Linked DNA regions of Homo sapiens: region 1 is linked to region 2. A link is a loop called in an ENCODE intact Hi-C map of the cell type or tissue named here. Cell type or tissue: mammary epithelial cell. All regions are shown on one strand. Each heading gives the region's core, and the rest is flanking DNA. Links, peaks and the distances in the headings are about the cores only.

Region 1 (8,342 bases), core at 224-8,223, 180 kb before region 2:
CCCTAGAGCAAAGAGTAGGACTCTGAGGCTGAGGACATCCACTGCTATTTCAAAACTTTGACTTTGGTTAACCAAAGAACCATTACCTGTGTATTAGTTTTCAATTGATATGTAATAAATTACCACAAACTTAGTGGCTTCAACCAATACCCATTTATCAGGTCACAGTTCTGCAGGTCAAAAGTCTATGCATGAAGTAGCTAGGTTTTCTGCTCAGGATCACAAAGGCCAAAGTCAAGGTGTCAGTCAAGTTGAGTTCTTGTCTGTGGGCTTCAGGAAAAGAATCGACTACCAAGTTCATTTGGGTTATTGGCAGGATTCAGTTCCTTAGAGTTGTAGGATTCAAGTCCCATTTCCTTGTGGGCTTTCAGCCAGGGGCTGCACTCAGCTCCTACAAGCTGCCTGCATTCTTTGCCAAATGGCCTTCTCCATCTTCAAGCTAGCAAGAGCGTATCCAATTCTTCCCCAGTTCTGAATCTCTGACTTCCTTTTCTGCAATGAACTGGAGAAAACGCTCTGCTTTTAACTCTTTTCTTGTTTCCCCAAGGACAGTCGCCGGCGGCACTTGCGGCTGCAGCATTTATTTGGAGATAACTTTGTCACGAAATACATCGCTTTCATTATTATTTTCACATTGCTTTCGTATATCAATTTTGGGAAAAAAAGCATCATTCTATTTATAGCATTTTGTTTTTAGTAGTGGTATTTCCCATTGACAAAATATAGTAATTCTCGGTCACTGAAAATGTCAAATCCTAGAAAACATAGCATTCCTACGAGTGATGTTAACATCGTTCCCGAACAGTTGTTGGCCAAAGATTCACTGGATGAATCTGATTTTTCCGAAATAGATTATTCTGATGATTCAGACGATTCCCATGTTAGTTCTGTTTAGAAATAATTCCAAGAACAGTTTTTATATTTTATTTTCACATTGAAAATCAGTTATATTTGCTTCAGCCTCAAATAGTGTGTTTATGTAAAATTAAATGAGCGCTGACAGTGAGCTGCACCTTTTATTTTTTTTTTATTTTTATTTTTATTTTTTTTTGAGACAGAATCTCGCTCTGTCGCCCAGGCCGGACTGCGGACTGCAGTGGCGCAATCTCGGCTCACTGCAAGCTCCGCTTCCCGGGTTCACGCCATTCTCCTGCCTCAGCCTCCCGAGTAGCTGGGACTACAGGCGCCCGCCACCGCGCCCGGCTAATTTTTTGTATTTTTAGTAGAGACGGGGTTTCACCTTGTTAGCCAGGATGGTCTCGATCTCCTGACCTCATGATCCACCCGCCTCGGCCTCCCAAAGTGCTGGGATTACAGGCGTGAGCCACTGCACCCAGCACACTTGGCTCTTCATACAGAGCACAAAGTTCAGAGACTGGAGTAGAAGTCGATTTGAGTGAACTGAGATGCATAGAGACTTGTTTTTTGATGGAAGGAGAAAAGACAAGGGCCTTGGCTTTGTTCTGTTTTTGTCAGTTCGTGTCTGGTAGTGTGGGAAGACTGCCACAAAACAGCTTAGCCATGGCTTCAGTCTCCAATCACGGTCAATGGACTCTGAGCCCTTATAGAGAAAAAGCTCACAGGTGTGAAGCAGAAAACAGTGGAGGAGTTCAGGGAAGATTTGTAAGACACTGATTCTCTAAGTACCGCTCCAGGGTTTCAGTGACAGGCTGTGGAGAGCCTCCACTGCCCTTCCAGGTCACTTCACACCCCTTGCATGCCTATTTCAGCATTGGCCTCGAGTGTGGAAGTGCATTCCCCAGAAGAGAACCAAGTGTGGCCAGTGCTCCAGGCTCTCCTAACAGCAGAGGAATGAGAGAGTTCTATCATAATTCTGCACTGGAGAGATAAGTTGGAATGGCTTCTAAAAAAATAAAGATGTTTTGAAAATGAAAGTTTTACTTTTTAAAGAAATATCAATGGCATTTTATAATCTTAGCCAAGTATGAGAATAATGAAATTAATTTATATTTTACCACCCATCATTCCCAGAAACATTTTTATAGTTACCCTTCCTAGAAGTTCCAATGACATGTTCAACAGCTTATTTTCCTGTACTGCTGCTAATATGCATACCAAGAAATGTCTTTCTTTGTTTGGTTCAACTGATTGTATAAAGCCTTCTTGATTATATTACTCAGAATTGTAACTGCTGCTTCCTGGGTGCCAAGGACCTTTATGAAGAAGTTAATTAGCTATTTCCTTTTAAAGGATGTTCAGACATCTGCAGAGAATAATTAATCCAGTGTTGTGTTTCCAGTGTATATATATCACATAAAAGTAGACAAGAATGATTTTTATGTTAGCGATGTCTAAGGGTCCAAGGTTGAATTACGTGGTTATGTGAAACTTGCTTGTGGATGGTTCTTTCTAAGAACGGCTTCAGTGACCATCACCTGTCCCTCCCTCCAATGTGAGGACAGGCTCTGCAATGTCCTCAATGTTATCAATGAAAGGTGTCCTTTAGGTAGCAATTTGAGGATGGGGGTGAAATCATGCCCATCCCCAAGCAAAATGCATATTGCATGGAACATTGGTTTTCTCTCTGTTTCTCAAAATTTTCATGCTTACTCCCACCTCAGAGTCTTTGCACATGCTGTTGTTGTTCCCTTTGCCTGAAATGCCCTTCCTCCAGATCTCCAAAGGGCTCAGAGACTTTTGTCATTCTGGTGGGTGCTCAGATGCTTCCTCCTCAAAGAGGCTGTCTTGGACCTTCCCCTCCATGGTCAATCCCATTGTCCTATTTCATTTCCTTTCTTTTCTTCTTTTTTTTTCTTTTAGAGACAGAGTCTCGGTCTGTCGCCCAGGCTGGAGTACAGTGGCATGATCTCAGCTCGCTGCAACTTCTGCTTCCCAGGTTCAAGTGATTCTCATGCCTCAAGCTCCTGAGTAATTGGGATTACAGGTGCATGCCACGACGCCTGGCTAATTTCTGTATTTTTAGTAGTGATGGGGTTTAGCCATGTTGGCCAGGCTGGTCTCAAACTCCTGGCCTCAAGTGATCCTCCCACCTCATCCTCCAAAGTGCTGGGATTACAGGTGTGAGCCACTGTGCCTGGCCCCTATTTCACTGTGTTTATGACATTTATAACTATCTGACATTATTGTATTATAAGTTTCCTTTTGTATCTTAAGACTTATAATATTATTTTTAGATAGTTGACTTAGGACCAAAACTGAGGACAAATAAATTGTTATATACCCCTAAATTCTAAAATTAGCTCTAAAAAGTCAAGGCCAAGCCCCTGTCTTGGGTCTGACTAAATGGCTGCAGATCTGGCCCTGTTATCCTCAGCAGACAGGGCATAGGGATGGGGTTTCTGGGAAGGAAAGGGGAAATGGAAAGAGCGATAGGGAATCAGGGATCACTGGCTCCATGTAATGGTGGGTGGTTACTTTCTCCATCTCCACCATCATCCTGCCTAGCCATGTGACCCTGGATCTTCAACAGGATTATTCCTAGGGTTTGGGGATTTAGTTGAGAGGAGGCTGTCCATCAACTCCCTGGAGAGATAATTGACTAAGCTTCAGAATGAGCAGGTTTGCACTGTGTAGATAGCTGAGTGGAGTGGAGGGTGGCAAGGGAGTAACTATAAGAGCTTAAAATGTGTCTGGGGTCATTAGCAAGCAACAAGAGTGTTGTCTGCCTCTCACCTGGAAATGTCTGGAGGTGGGAAGCTTAATGGAGCAGACGGGCCAAAAAGATGAGTAAGGACTATAATCTGGTTTACTGGGGAGGATAGGCACTCCCTGTGGTCCACAGAGGGCCTCAGGGGTTCCTGTTGCACAGGTCCAGGAGCACAGAGGTTCAAGGAGAGCACAAGAGTTGCAGTACTGACCAAGTGACAAGGGAGTTATCCCCACCTGGAAAGTGCTGGAAGGAGCTCAGTGTCACAAAACATGCCCATGGTTTACACCAAGGCCCTGTCATTGGCAGACGGTCTAGCAGATGCTTTTCCAATGAAGAATTATTGAACCAGCTCAACTCAGAAGTATGATGCAATAGCAACAGGATGCCTCAGCACTTCACTATCAGCTAGAAGCTTTGTCTAAAGCAGGATGTCTAGTCAATTCCTGGCATGCCTTGATGACCATTTCATAGCAATCCTAGACATGGAAAGAATTCTAGATGTCTTAAGACATGTGTACAAGATTGTACTGAAACAGATGTTTTTTAAATGTGAAGAAAAGATTTTAAACAGGAGTATGACTCAAGAGGGAAGGGCGTTTCTCAAAGTGCTTGAGGCAGAAAAGGAAGTCTCTAAAACAACCCAAATGGTTCCCCAGGGAGCTTTCCCGTGAGTGTACACTTTAAAGGTCAGGCACATAAAGTTAAATGAGCAATAGATAACTAAAAATGAAGGCAAAAGGTGTCTTGTGAAAGCTAATGACTGGACTAAATTAATACCCATGCAAGTGAGGAAACCAAAAGCATCATATTTACTCTCAGAACCGATGAGCAAATATGGCCCAGAACAATGTTTTGGCAACATGGCGCAACACTGACAGGTGAAAGAGATGTCAGAGTTTCCTTCCTCTTATTTCCTTTCCATCTCCTTCTTTCCACTTTGGGGCCAATGTACATCAAATTAGGTGAGTGTGCGAGAAGCATTATTGAACAAAAACTTGAATTTGAATAAATGGAGACAACTGTCATGTTCCTGAATCACAGATGATAAATCTTCAGTTTTTGCCAAAGTTATATATAGAGTTAATGCAAATTCCTATTAAAATTCCCATGAAATTAATTTATATTTTACCACCCATTATTCCCAGAAACATTTTTATAATCACCCTTCCTAGAAGTTCCAATGGCATCTTCACAAGCCATATATCTATATCTAATATATTCCCCAAGGCCACTGTTCAAGAATAATCATGCCACACAGTTCATTACAGCTGAAAACTGAAAATAATCCAGCAGGATATGTAAACAAATCGTGGATTCATACAGTGGAATACTGTACAGCAACTGCACATTACAACATAGATGAATTTCATAGACATAATGTGCTGTAAAATGAGCCAGACACAAAAGAGTACATACTGTATACCTCCATTTACATAAAGTTCAAAATCAGGCAAAACCAATCTAGGTTTTAGTTAGGATGGTGGGTACCCTTGGGAGGTAAACACTGGAAAGGGCAGAAGGGGTTCTTGATTAGGGAACTAGTTGGGGAGGTATTAATTTTGTGAGAATTCAAGTGTACACTTGTGATTTGTGTATTTCTCTGCATGTATGCTATACTTCAATAAGATGTTTATATAACTTACAAGTAAAGAAACATTTCCGTGGGATTTTGTTTTGGAAGTTGACCAAACTCTTCTGCAGTTTATTTTTAAAATTATAAAGGTAAATGTGTATATTGTGGTTGTCCAAAGAAAGAGAGAGTAAAAGTAATTGTCCATGTGATTATGGAGGCTGACAAGTCCCAAGATCCACAGACGGCAAATTGAGAGCCAGTGTTGGAGTTTCAGCCCAAACACCGGCAGGCTTGAGACCCAGGAAGAATTGAAGTTTTGGTTTGAGTTCGGAGGCAGGAAAAACTGATGCCTCAGCATAAAGGCAGTTGGGCAGCAGCTCCCCCTTGCCCTGCCTTGTGTGTTTTATCCAGGCCATCAGCTGAGGATGAGGCCCACCCATGTTGAGGAAGGCCATCTACTTTACTTAGTCTATTAATTTACACGTTAATCTCATCCAAAACCAACCTCACAGACACACACAGAATAATGTTTAACCAAATATCCACGCACCCTGTGACCCAGTCAATTTGACACATAAAATAAACTATCACAAATCAACCCATTGCCAACTTGGCACTCATATGCATCTCTTTAAATCATACTTATTCTCCAAATAAAGAACATAAATAACAAGGTTGTAATTCCATCTAACATGATACAACAATCCTGTGTACGAATAAAAATGCACTAACCAGTTTTCCATCAGAGGATGCAAAGTCCTTGAGTGATGATTACTGTTCTCCTTGATATCTAATAACTTAAATATGTGATAAATACAATGTAGAATTAACAGTAATTAAGTACTATGATATGAAGTCAGTACGTCTTCTATTACATGATAAGGGAATAAGAGAGGGAAGAAAAAGTTGTCTGCTTAATACACACATGCATAAACACACAGATATACACACATATTCCTAACAAAATAAGGAAGAAATTTTCATAACAATTATAGTCTTCTTTTCTGTAACTGGTCATGTGGTCACAGATGGTATTTATAACTGCCTTGTTCCACTACTCATTGTATTATTCCCTTTGCCTTCAGCAAGCACCTCAGGATATCACAGGTCTTTATTGGTGCAGTGACCCAAACCTTTATTCTTGAAGGGTCTGGATCATTAGTAGTCCTGCCTGGATTGGGTTGTTGTAGTTTTCCACTGACCTTAATCACAGGGGTTGGCAAAACTAAGACACTCCATAAGAGATCCCCTATATTTCAAACTTTCTCTTCTTCCTTACCTTGAAAGCCAGGATCAATCATTCCAGCCAACACAGTAACTCCCTTCTTTGCCTGTTGACTCAGAGGCATGAGGAGCCCAAAGTGGGCAGCAGTCTTCACTTCCAGATCAATGGAATCATTGTTGTGTCTCCTGGTCAAAGCATTCCTCTCTCTGGAATCAAAACCTCTAGGCCAGCAAAACAAAGTCATGGGAATAGGAAGCAAAGATTTTGCTAGTGGGTCACTTAGGGGTAATAGTGAATGGTGCCTCTCTCATTTCCACCCCTTGATTCCTGGACCTGAGAATCTTGGCTATGGAAGAAACAGCACCATGTTTTGGACCTGGATTCAGAGCATTTAACACCTTCTAGAGAACTTTTCCCCAGCTCTACAAGTTCTGGCCGCATATTTGGTGTGTAACTGAGTCTTCAATAGGCTATTCTACCATTTCATCAAGCCAGCTGCTTTAGGATGATCATGACCATTGTAAGACCAGTGAATCCTGAATCCCATGGGCATGAGCCATTGCCACATTTTATTTCTTGTGAAGTGAGTTCCTTTATCAGAAGTAATGCTGTGCAGAATACCATGACAGTGGACAAGGCATTCTGTAAGTCCACAGACAGTGGTTTGGCAGAAGTACTGCATGCAGGAAAGGCAAATCCATATCAGACTAAATGTCTGTTCCAGTAAGAATGAAACTATCCTTCCCATGATGGAAGTGGCCCAATATAATCAACTTGCCACCAGGGGATTGGCTGACCACCGTGAGGAATGGTGCCTTATTGAGGGCTCAGTGTTGGCCTCTGCAGCTAGCAGTTGGGCACTCAGAAGTGGCCATAGCCAGGTTGGCCTTGGAGAGTGAAAATCCACATACTGGAGCCATGCATATTCTCCATCCCTACGTCCATGTCCACTTTGTTCATGAGCCCATTGACCAATAGCAGGAGTGGCTGGAGACAGAGGAAGACAAGTATCCACAGAACAGGTCATCCTTTCTACTTGATTATTGAAACCTTCTTCTACTGAGTTCATCCTTTGGTAGGCATTCACAAGGAACACAAATATCTTCAGTTTTTAAAAACAATTCAGAGAGATCTATTCACATACCTCTTCCCCAAATTTCCTTGCCACCAATTTTCCAATCACATTCATTCTAAGTTGTTGGGCAATCTAGCCAAACCAAAGGCCACTGTTCATGAATTGGTATATAATCACATATCTGGCCATTTCTCTTTCCAAGCACAGTGAACAACCAGGCACACTACTCCAAGTTCTCCCTGCTGGGAAGATTTCCCTTCCCCACTGTTCTACAGGGATGTCTCAGGGAGGGGCTGCAGTGCTTCAGCTATTTGCTTTCATGTGACGCCCGCAGAACCATCCATAAATCAGGCCCATTTTCCTTCCTCTTTCAAATGATGGTAAGGAACTCCCCATGAGGCCATAGGCGCAGGCTGGGATAAAGAAGGCAGTGTAGCATGAGTGGAGTCCACATCTTCATGTAACTTACTTGTGCCTTCAGGGCCTGTACAGGTGTGATCACATATATACCATTCCATTTGATGATGGGGTATTGCTGTGCAAGCCCAACTTTAGGGCTTGGTGGGTCAGATGATACCATACCCAGTTCATGAAGGGCAGTCAGGCCAAATGATAACTTGGTGGCCCACAGTTAAGCATTCAATATCTACTAAGGCTCAGTAGCAGGCCAAGAGCTGTTTCTCGAAAGGGGAATAGTTATCCACAGAGGATGCTTCTAAAATTCTAAGGGCCTGTGCTACCCATAGGGACCTACAAAAGGCTCCAAACGGCATCCCTGTCTGTCACTGACATTCAGGTACCACTGAATCTGCTGAATCATATGACCCAAATGGCAGAG
Region 2 (8,342 bases), core at 53-8,052:
TCCATGTAAAGGGACTACTTACTATGGTGTTCTGAATGTTGCCCTGTTTTTGAGGGTATGGTGACCCTACTAGACTTGGGTCATGTCTCACTCATCTTTGTAACCCCTGTAGTGCTTAGGAAAAGTAAAGATTGATTAAATGTAATTGAATTGTACTTTTTGTCAAAATTTGGACAAATTCATTCTAGTTATATAAGCCAAAATTTCGGGAATTATTCTTGACATCTACTTATTTCTCATACTGTATGTCCAATTCATCACTGATATTTATCCCCTAAATCTTTCTAAAATCTCTTGCCATCTCCAGAGCAGTATCCTAGTCCAAGTCACCATAATTTCTATGAAAGTCTGTCCCTTCATTTGTCTTTCTCCATACCAACTCCTCTCCAGTCCATCTCAGCCCAACAGCCAATCATCTTTTCTTTTCTTTTTCCTTTTTTTTTTTTTTGACAGAGTCTTGCTCTGTCACCCAGGCTGGAGTGCAGTGGCGCAATCTCAGCTCACTGCAACCTACACCTCCTGGGTTCAAGCAATTCTCCTGCCTCAGCCTTTTAAATAGCTGGGATTACAGGAGCCTGCCACCATGCCTGGCTAATTTTTTGTATTTTTAGTAGAGATGGGATTTCACCATGTTGGCTAGGCTGGTCTTGACCTCCTGACCTCAAGTGATCCACCCTCCTTCCTCCTTGGCCTCCCAAAGTGAGCCACTGTGCCCAGACCAATTGTCTTTTTAAAATGAAAATATAATTATGACACCCCTAACCTCCCCGCTTAAAATCAGCCAGCCACTTCCCATCTCATATTCAGCAAGGTTCGGCAGAGTCCTGCCTCCAACGGAAACGCTGCCTCTTGCTCTCTGCTCTCCAGCCACTGGCTTCCATTCAGTTCTTTGAATTACAGGGCTTTTGTCCTCGCTGCTCTCTCTGTAATAATCTCTGCCTACCTCCCTTCACCTTTATATAGATCCCATACATTAGAAGGCGGGTCAAGGGTCACATCCTTGAGGAAGTCTACTATCCTGCCTTCAAGCTAGGATAATTTCTTTCCTTTGTTCAAAATTTATAATATATATATATATTTTTTGAGACACGGTCTCACTCTATCATCCAGGCAGGAGTGCAGTGGCACAATCATGGATCACTGCAGCCTCCACCTCCTGGGCTCAAGTGATCCTCCTGCCTCAGCCTCCTGAGTAGCTGGGACTACAGGCATGCGCCACCACACCTGGCTAATTTTTTTTTTTTTTTGGTAGAGGTGAGGTCTCACTATGTTGCCCAGGCTGGTCTCAAACTCCTGGGCTCAAGCAATCCTCCTGCCTCGCCCTCCCAAAATGCTGGGATTACAGGGGTGAGCCGCCATGCCCTACCTAGATTTTTATAGAATCTTATTCATTCTTTTCTTAGAAGGTTTACCTTAGGTTGTACTTGTAATTTTAATTCTTTTTGTTGATATCTTATTTGTGTCCATTTACATGTCTATCAATTTCATGAAAGCCAGAGACTTTGTTCATTTTTTTCTTCCTGTTGTATCTCCAGTGCCTAGCATGGTGTCTAGGGTGAATGGATGGATAGATGGATAGATAGATGGATAGATAAATAGATAGATAGATAGATAGATAGATAGATAGATAGATAGATAGATAGATAGATAGATGTAGATAGATGGGTTGGGTGGATGGTTGATGGATGGATGGGTAAATGGATGAACAAATGGATCAAAAAGAGAAGGAAGGAAAATGAAACTGGGTATTGGCGAGTTCTGTGTATAAAAAAAAAAAAAAGGCATCTCCAAGTAGCGTGCTTTTCCAACAAGTCATTCTGCTTAATATCGAGAATAATAATGGTTAATCAGTGTCCACTTAAATAGTGAAGTTCCACAAAAAATGCAATTAATTGAGAATTAACTTTGGTATAATTCAATGCCTATGATAAGATGATTTTGATTAAAAATATTATTGAATTGAAAACCAGAGACCACAGTTAGTTCCTGGGTCTGTGATTTTGGGCAAAATCACCCAAACTCTCCGTTTTCTGGCATCATCTATAAAAACAGAGGCATAGCCAGGGGATTCTCTGAGTAGCTTCCAGGATTCTATGAATTTACTGATTATTATGAATTTTCTCTTAAAATATCCAGCTCTATGAAACATTTATTAATAAGCATATATTGTGATTACTTTAACCAATAAAATGTATGTAATCCACCTTTTAAGCTAGTTTAATGTATTCACATCTAGTAAGATAATAAAGTTTGGGAACACCGATGCTGCCAACACCATGGTACATCTTACCTCCTAGACGTCAAAGACAACTAATGACCAACTGTCAGGTCAAGATTCTTATGTCTTGGCAGTAATGAGATCCCAGTGAGTTGTCCTTTGGGAAGTAGAAGAAGGAAGAGGTAGTATTGGAGAGAGGGGACATTGGGCAAAGGTAGAGTTTTAAAAGCTCAGGATTTTGGAATGTCAGAAGAAATGAGAGTTGCTGAGAACTTTTACTTCGCTGTATTGCCCATGCCCTGGGAATAGATGTTGTGCCCCTGAAAATCTCCCCTCTGCTACCAGCCTGGGTTGCCAATGCCCAAGCTGGGATGTCAGAATTTGTCATTATGCCTGCAAACGCTCAGCCTTCCATTTCAACGGAGTTCTCCAGCCCATCTCAACCCAGCCCAGTCTTCTTCAACCTGACATTGATTCCCTTCCTTACTCCATCCAGGAGGAGAATGAAAAGGGGGAAAAGGAAGAAAAACATCAAAGAGTAAGAATATAAAAGAGAAAGATATATCTATGCCAGTTTTTATCGGTGGAGAGGAAAGCTTGAATTCATCCTGTTACCAGCTTTTTTTTTTCCTTGGCGGAATTACTTTTTCCTTTACTATGGTTACTTAATATTTAAGCCTTCCTTTTCCAGGGACTACATTTCTCTTGAATCTATCCCTACCTTTCTGTAATTCTTAACCTCAGCTGTGCCCTCGAATGTCTTGGTGAGCTTTCTGGAATGATGTCTAATCCAGTAGGTCTGTGGTGGGAGGAGTGGTATAGAGCTCTGTATTTTTAAAAAGCATCCCACAGTCCAATCCCTATCTAGGGCTGAGAATTGCTGCCTTAGTACCTCAAGGGTCTCTGGAATATTTTATTCCAGCCAGAACAAAGGAAAAGCTGGCAGAACAGAAAGAAAAAGGAGAGAGCATAAATGGTATTAGAGGAAAATAATAAACGAGGAGAAAAGACAAGACGGTTTCGTTTAGAGTCCTAGTAGAATTTAGAAAAGCAAAGCGCTTTGGCATGAGTGAGGCCTGGGCAGCATCTTGTTTAACTCCTGCAAGCATAGCCTGGCTCTTCTGAACCCTAATCCACTGCTTTTGAACCTTGAGGTCTTTGAAGGGTAAACCAAGCTCAAGTTAGATTCCAGGTCCAGAGCTTAGCAGGGCAAGGACTAGTGGCAAGTGGCTCTAATTTGGGAGCTTGGGTTCAGGAATCCCCAAGAGTTCTGGTCTCTCCTGTTCCACCCCTGCTGCGGGGGTTGAAGCCGACCACCCACAGCTCTTTGGGGAGGAGAATCTGCTCAGCCAGCAGGGTCATGAGCAAATGGGGTCATGGCAGCCATGCCCCTAGTGTGAGCAGTCACATCACGCAAGCCTCAAGACCACAGCAAATGGAATCTTCCCTGCAAGTCTCAGCTCACGCAGGGACTGCTGCCTGGACTAGCCTGGAGCAAACTGGCTTAGTGTCCCAGGAGATCCCTACGGGGGACAGCTGAGATCTTGAAGAACATGAACGGGAACGTGAAGCAAACTGAAAAGCTTGAAAAAATTATCGGAGGAAAAGTTAACTTAATATTAAAATATGTAATAACATGCCTCAACCTAATTCTGCAGTCTAAATGTAAAACGTGATTTGTGAGTGAAAGTTTGCAGACCTTCTTCCCCAATAGCATTTAAAATCTATAAACAAAAATCTAAATGATGTTGACCTGAAGGCAACACATGCCTTGACTTTGCATTGGCAGACAGTGTAGGTTGAGACAGTTTCCCATGAAAAGTGGTTTCATTGTTGTTGTTGTTGTTTTAGACGAAGTCTCACTCTGTTGCCCAGGCTGGAGTGCAGTGGCGCGATCTTGGCTCACTGCAACCTCAACCTCCCTAGTTCAAGCAATTCCCCTGCCTCAGCCTCCCGAGTAGCTGGGATTACAGGCACCTGCCACCATTCCTGGCTAATTTTTTTGTATTTTAGGAGAGATGGGGTTTCACTGTGTTGCCCAGACTGGTCTCGAACTCCTGACCTCAGGTAATGCACCTGCCTCAGCCTCACAAAAGGTGTTTAACCCATTCACACAGTCTCCTCCTGTCACCTTGTGGCCAAAGGTGAATGTTTAGAAGCCAGTTGCCTAATGTAGGTGAAGATGACAGTTATGCTCCCATCTCATCTGGATAATACCCAATCTAGACAATGCCATGACTGAGAGACCTCAATTATTTGATGAACTTACAATTAGCCTTGGCTTGTCTGCAAAGACATTAAAACCTTTAAGAATGACCTTTATTGTCCAAGAAAGGAAATTTGAGGAGATGGCACCCCCTGCTGGTAAATTTTATCATCATCAGAATTTAATTATTATAATATCTGAGAGCTAAGAAAGGTAAGCATGGCTATTATGAGACATTCAGGCAAGATTGTGATTCCTGCCAGCAGGTCTTCTGTCAGTTCCAGAGCTTCACTTCATCCTTCATTGATATTTGGCTTTATATATGGTTAATCCTGAGGCTATTACCACCTCCTTTCTTTGCTCTAACCTGAGCACCACTACAGTAAAACTGTGTAATGCCTTTGGATGCCTGTCTCCCAAAGCATATTTTCTTCCATTCTTCAAGGTAAAGACAAACACCATCATTTCTTATCTGTCATTTTAGGTTATCTTATTTTGCCAAATTCAGTTGCAAGGAACTCTCCTACTTTGGAAAAAAGAGCTTCCACCATTAACATGGAAATTTCTAGTCTAGATATTAGAACAACATAAACTTCCTTATTCAACAGCATGAGGGGGAATCTAAATCTAAATCTACTTTCGTTCAGTGCTTGAAGGGCTCCAGTGTCACATCGTGTCTTAGTAGTCCAAACCCTGTGGACAACATCAACATGATTTGGTTTGTGGAAATGGCACGCTTTCTTTTCAGGGTCCCTTCTCTTTGGTTAACCCTCCTTCTCCAGGAATAAATGCTTTTGTGGTGCCCCTTGGCTGCCTAAAAATCCCAGTGGTGACACTCATCCTTTTTTTTTTCCCTGCGAGCCTCCATCTCACTGTTGTTAAGATGTTGTTCCCACAGTTTTTTCCTTTAATATCCACTCCCATCATATTTTAAAACATCTGCAGTGATATTAGTCCCTTTCCTATATGATATAAAAAATGTAACATACACAATATCCAAAAAGAATCAAACTGTTCAAAATCTTCCTTCCTTCCCAGGTAAGTAGACACAAGACCTACTTAAGGGAAGGATGTTAATGCTGTAAAACTCAAGTAAACCTAGACCATTTTGGCATAGACCCTCTCACACAGAAACCAGTCTACTTACTTGAAATTGACTGTGAGCTTTGCAAAGCCTTCTGGATATTTCAGCCTCTCCACAATGATATCTGAGGTATCTTTCACTACTTTTGGACATTTGTTGGTTATGAGTGGCCAGAGACCTTTGAACTACTTGGAGGTATCCTGAGACTATAAAAAAATAATAATAATAAGCCAGTGCATTTAACATTGTTTAATTGTATTCATTTATACAATGCAACTCTTTTAAGTTTGCAGTTACCTCTCTCTTATAAAATGGCACATCTAAGAAACTGCACAATTAAACAATTTTGCCAGGATGGCAAGAAAAGTCAGTAGCAATCAGAGACTTACATGTTTGGCAAATCCTGATCAATAGATCAACTGGGACATGGCTTCACTCTTTAAAAGTGACAGAGAGAGAAGTTCTTCAATTTTCCAACTTTCAGAGTCAATAGACTAGATAAGGTTATATTAAAGTTATATAAACCTGAACTAGTAGGATAACCAAATACTTGTTCCCCTCTGAAAAGTTGAAATATTAAAACAAATTTTACCCAGAATGTGTCTCTGGATTTTTGTGGTTGTTTTCTCATGTGTGTGGTTTGGTTTGTTTGTTTGTGTTTTTTTAGACAAGGAAAACTTAATTGAGTAGTAGTTTTATCTCTTACTCATTTTAACAGGAGCATGTATGCAGAGGCCCAAATTGCCAATCACCAGTATTTATCCACATGGAAAAATCCTAAGGACATTAATTATAAATGATTTATCATCCACTCAAATAGCAGGAAGGAGAATTGAAAGGCAAATTTGAAACAGGAAATGTTATTCCTTAAAAACAAGGGCTTTTCCTCATTTCTTTGAAAATAGCTAACTCAAGGATTAATTTCACTATCAAATCAACAGCTAAGACTTACCCTACCATTTCTACCCATTAAGGAGCTATTACTAACAAAGTATCTGCAGATATGGATAACAGCTACTAACGGGGGGCATTTTAGGATTCCCTTATGAAATGGTATCATGGTGGTGCGGGCGAGCAGGGATCCATAAACCCAGCTCAAGTAGGGTGAACTGTGTGTTATAGGTCCACTTGTTAAGATAATTTACTCACTTACAGAAACTTTTTTTAGATTACATATACACTCAACATACATGTCAACTTTTGTATGGAGTGATGATTGCTGTCCAAGGCTGCAGGAAATAGGTGGGAATTTTTATCCTCAACCACTCTGCAAGGGATCCTGCATAAGAACCACCAACATGACCCACATATGGTGGTGAGCTCCACATCCTCGCTATTGCCACTTGGAAGGGGACAGCATCTGCCAAGGCTACCTGTGCTGAGGCAGTAAAGGCGGGCATGCTCAGATCGCCCGAAGTAAAGCATAAACAAACTCTGTTTATGAAAACAGTGCAATCAGCTTGACTATCCAATAAAAATGTGTATTTTAAAAGTATGTTTATACCAGGTTCAACTTGAAAATTTCATTAGGATAATCTGGATGACAGGGAAACTGAATGCAGGAGCTAGCAATAATCACTAGCATTTTTGCAGTCTCATTTGGATGATGGCATTTCCTTTTGTCACCACTGGGAAGGCAATTCAAGTGCCTGTCCCTACCCACAGGATGACTTTTCTCATACACTGAACTGAACCACAACCATCAAATGATCAACCCGACTGAGAGAAGAGCCTGTTTTTGAAAGGGCTAAAATGTCAGTGATTTAACTCTTTCCAAAGAATTAAGAAAACTCATAGTTGATTGTACTTGATGTTATTTTCCCGTCTTCCTGGTTTGCCTGTGACATCAGACAAAGCCATATTTGAGTCTGAGTTTTCTCAGTCATAAGAAAACTACATAAAAATTTGCTAGTTACTTTTCAACAGTTGTTTATTCCATAAAAAGGTTTCCTATAAAAGTAGGATTTTATAAAATCCTAATTACTGCAAAGAAAAATTTCCTCCTGACACACTCAAACCATATAATACTATAGCTAGCTAAATATTAATTTAATGGTAGACAAAGGACATAGGATATTCACAAAAAGAAATATGAATGACCAGCAAATACATGGAAAAGTTTAGCTCTTTTTATTGTCAAAGTAATGCAAATATAAACAGGATATTTTTCCCTCCTATCAAACTGGCAGAGACTTATTTTGGATGATAGTATTGGGTGTTGGCAAGGACGTGACAAGTGTGCAGACTCTCTCATGCACAGCTTAAGGAGGATTAAGCAGTAGAGACGTTCTGGCACCAGTGTGTCCTCATATATAACAAGGGCTTCAAACAGCAAAATTATAGCTTGGCTCAGGAATTCCACTGCTGAGAACCCATAGCTGAACTTGCTAATTTTCCCCTAATATCCATTGTCTCTTTAATTTTTAGGTAATTAAATTCTGAATTTTAGCTGGGCATGTGGCTGCCCAGAATAAACATTACATATCCCAGCCATCCTTACAGTTAGACAGAAACTGACTAAATTCTAGCCAATGGGATATAACTGAAAGTATTATGTATAAGCTCCCGAGAAATGTCATTAAAAGGCAGCTGCAGTAAGTCTTTTCTCCTGTTTTGTGCCACTTGGAATGTAAATGGATGGTGAGGCTACATCTTGGATCGCAAAGATGAGATCCTCACTCCATTAGTGTTAGATGAGAAAACTGGAAGTGGCTTGGGTCCCAGATGACCAAGGAGATGCAGTGCCACTCATGGTTCTATGGGATGTTTAAATGTAGAATTTCGTGTTACAAAGAAATAAAAAGCACCTGTCATTATGCCACTGTTGTTATTTT

What was found. Peaks named below come from ENCODE experiments on the same cell type or tissue, not always from the same donor. Only the 100,000 strongest peaks of a DNase experiment are listed, where the experiment ranks them.
Region 1: a loop joins it to region 2, with 3 times the contacts of the local background. A loop is called at or near these places in 1 of 110 quality-filtered maps.

Annotation. Positions count from the first base shown.
Region 1 is chr2:224,098,272-224,106,613 of GRCh38, forward strand. No RefSeq gene overlaps it. Among named protein-coding and RNA genes, the nearest start is that of SERPINE2, 63 kb to the left of the region's middle. In mammary epithelial cell, for the core only: no CTCF peak of the experiment used is centred there; DNase peaks (open chromatin) are centred at 4,120 and 6,590; H3K27ac peaks cover 2,470 bases.
Region 2 is chr2:224,279,946-224,288,287 of GRCh38, forward strand. No RefSeq gene overlaps it. Among named protein-coding and RNA genes, the nearest start is that of FAM124B, 120 kb to the right of the region's middle. In mammary epithelial cell, for the core only: CTCF peaks have their summits at 4,365 (motif pointing left) and 7,122; no DNase peak of the experiment used is centred there.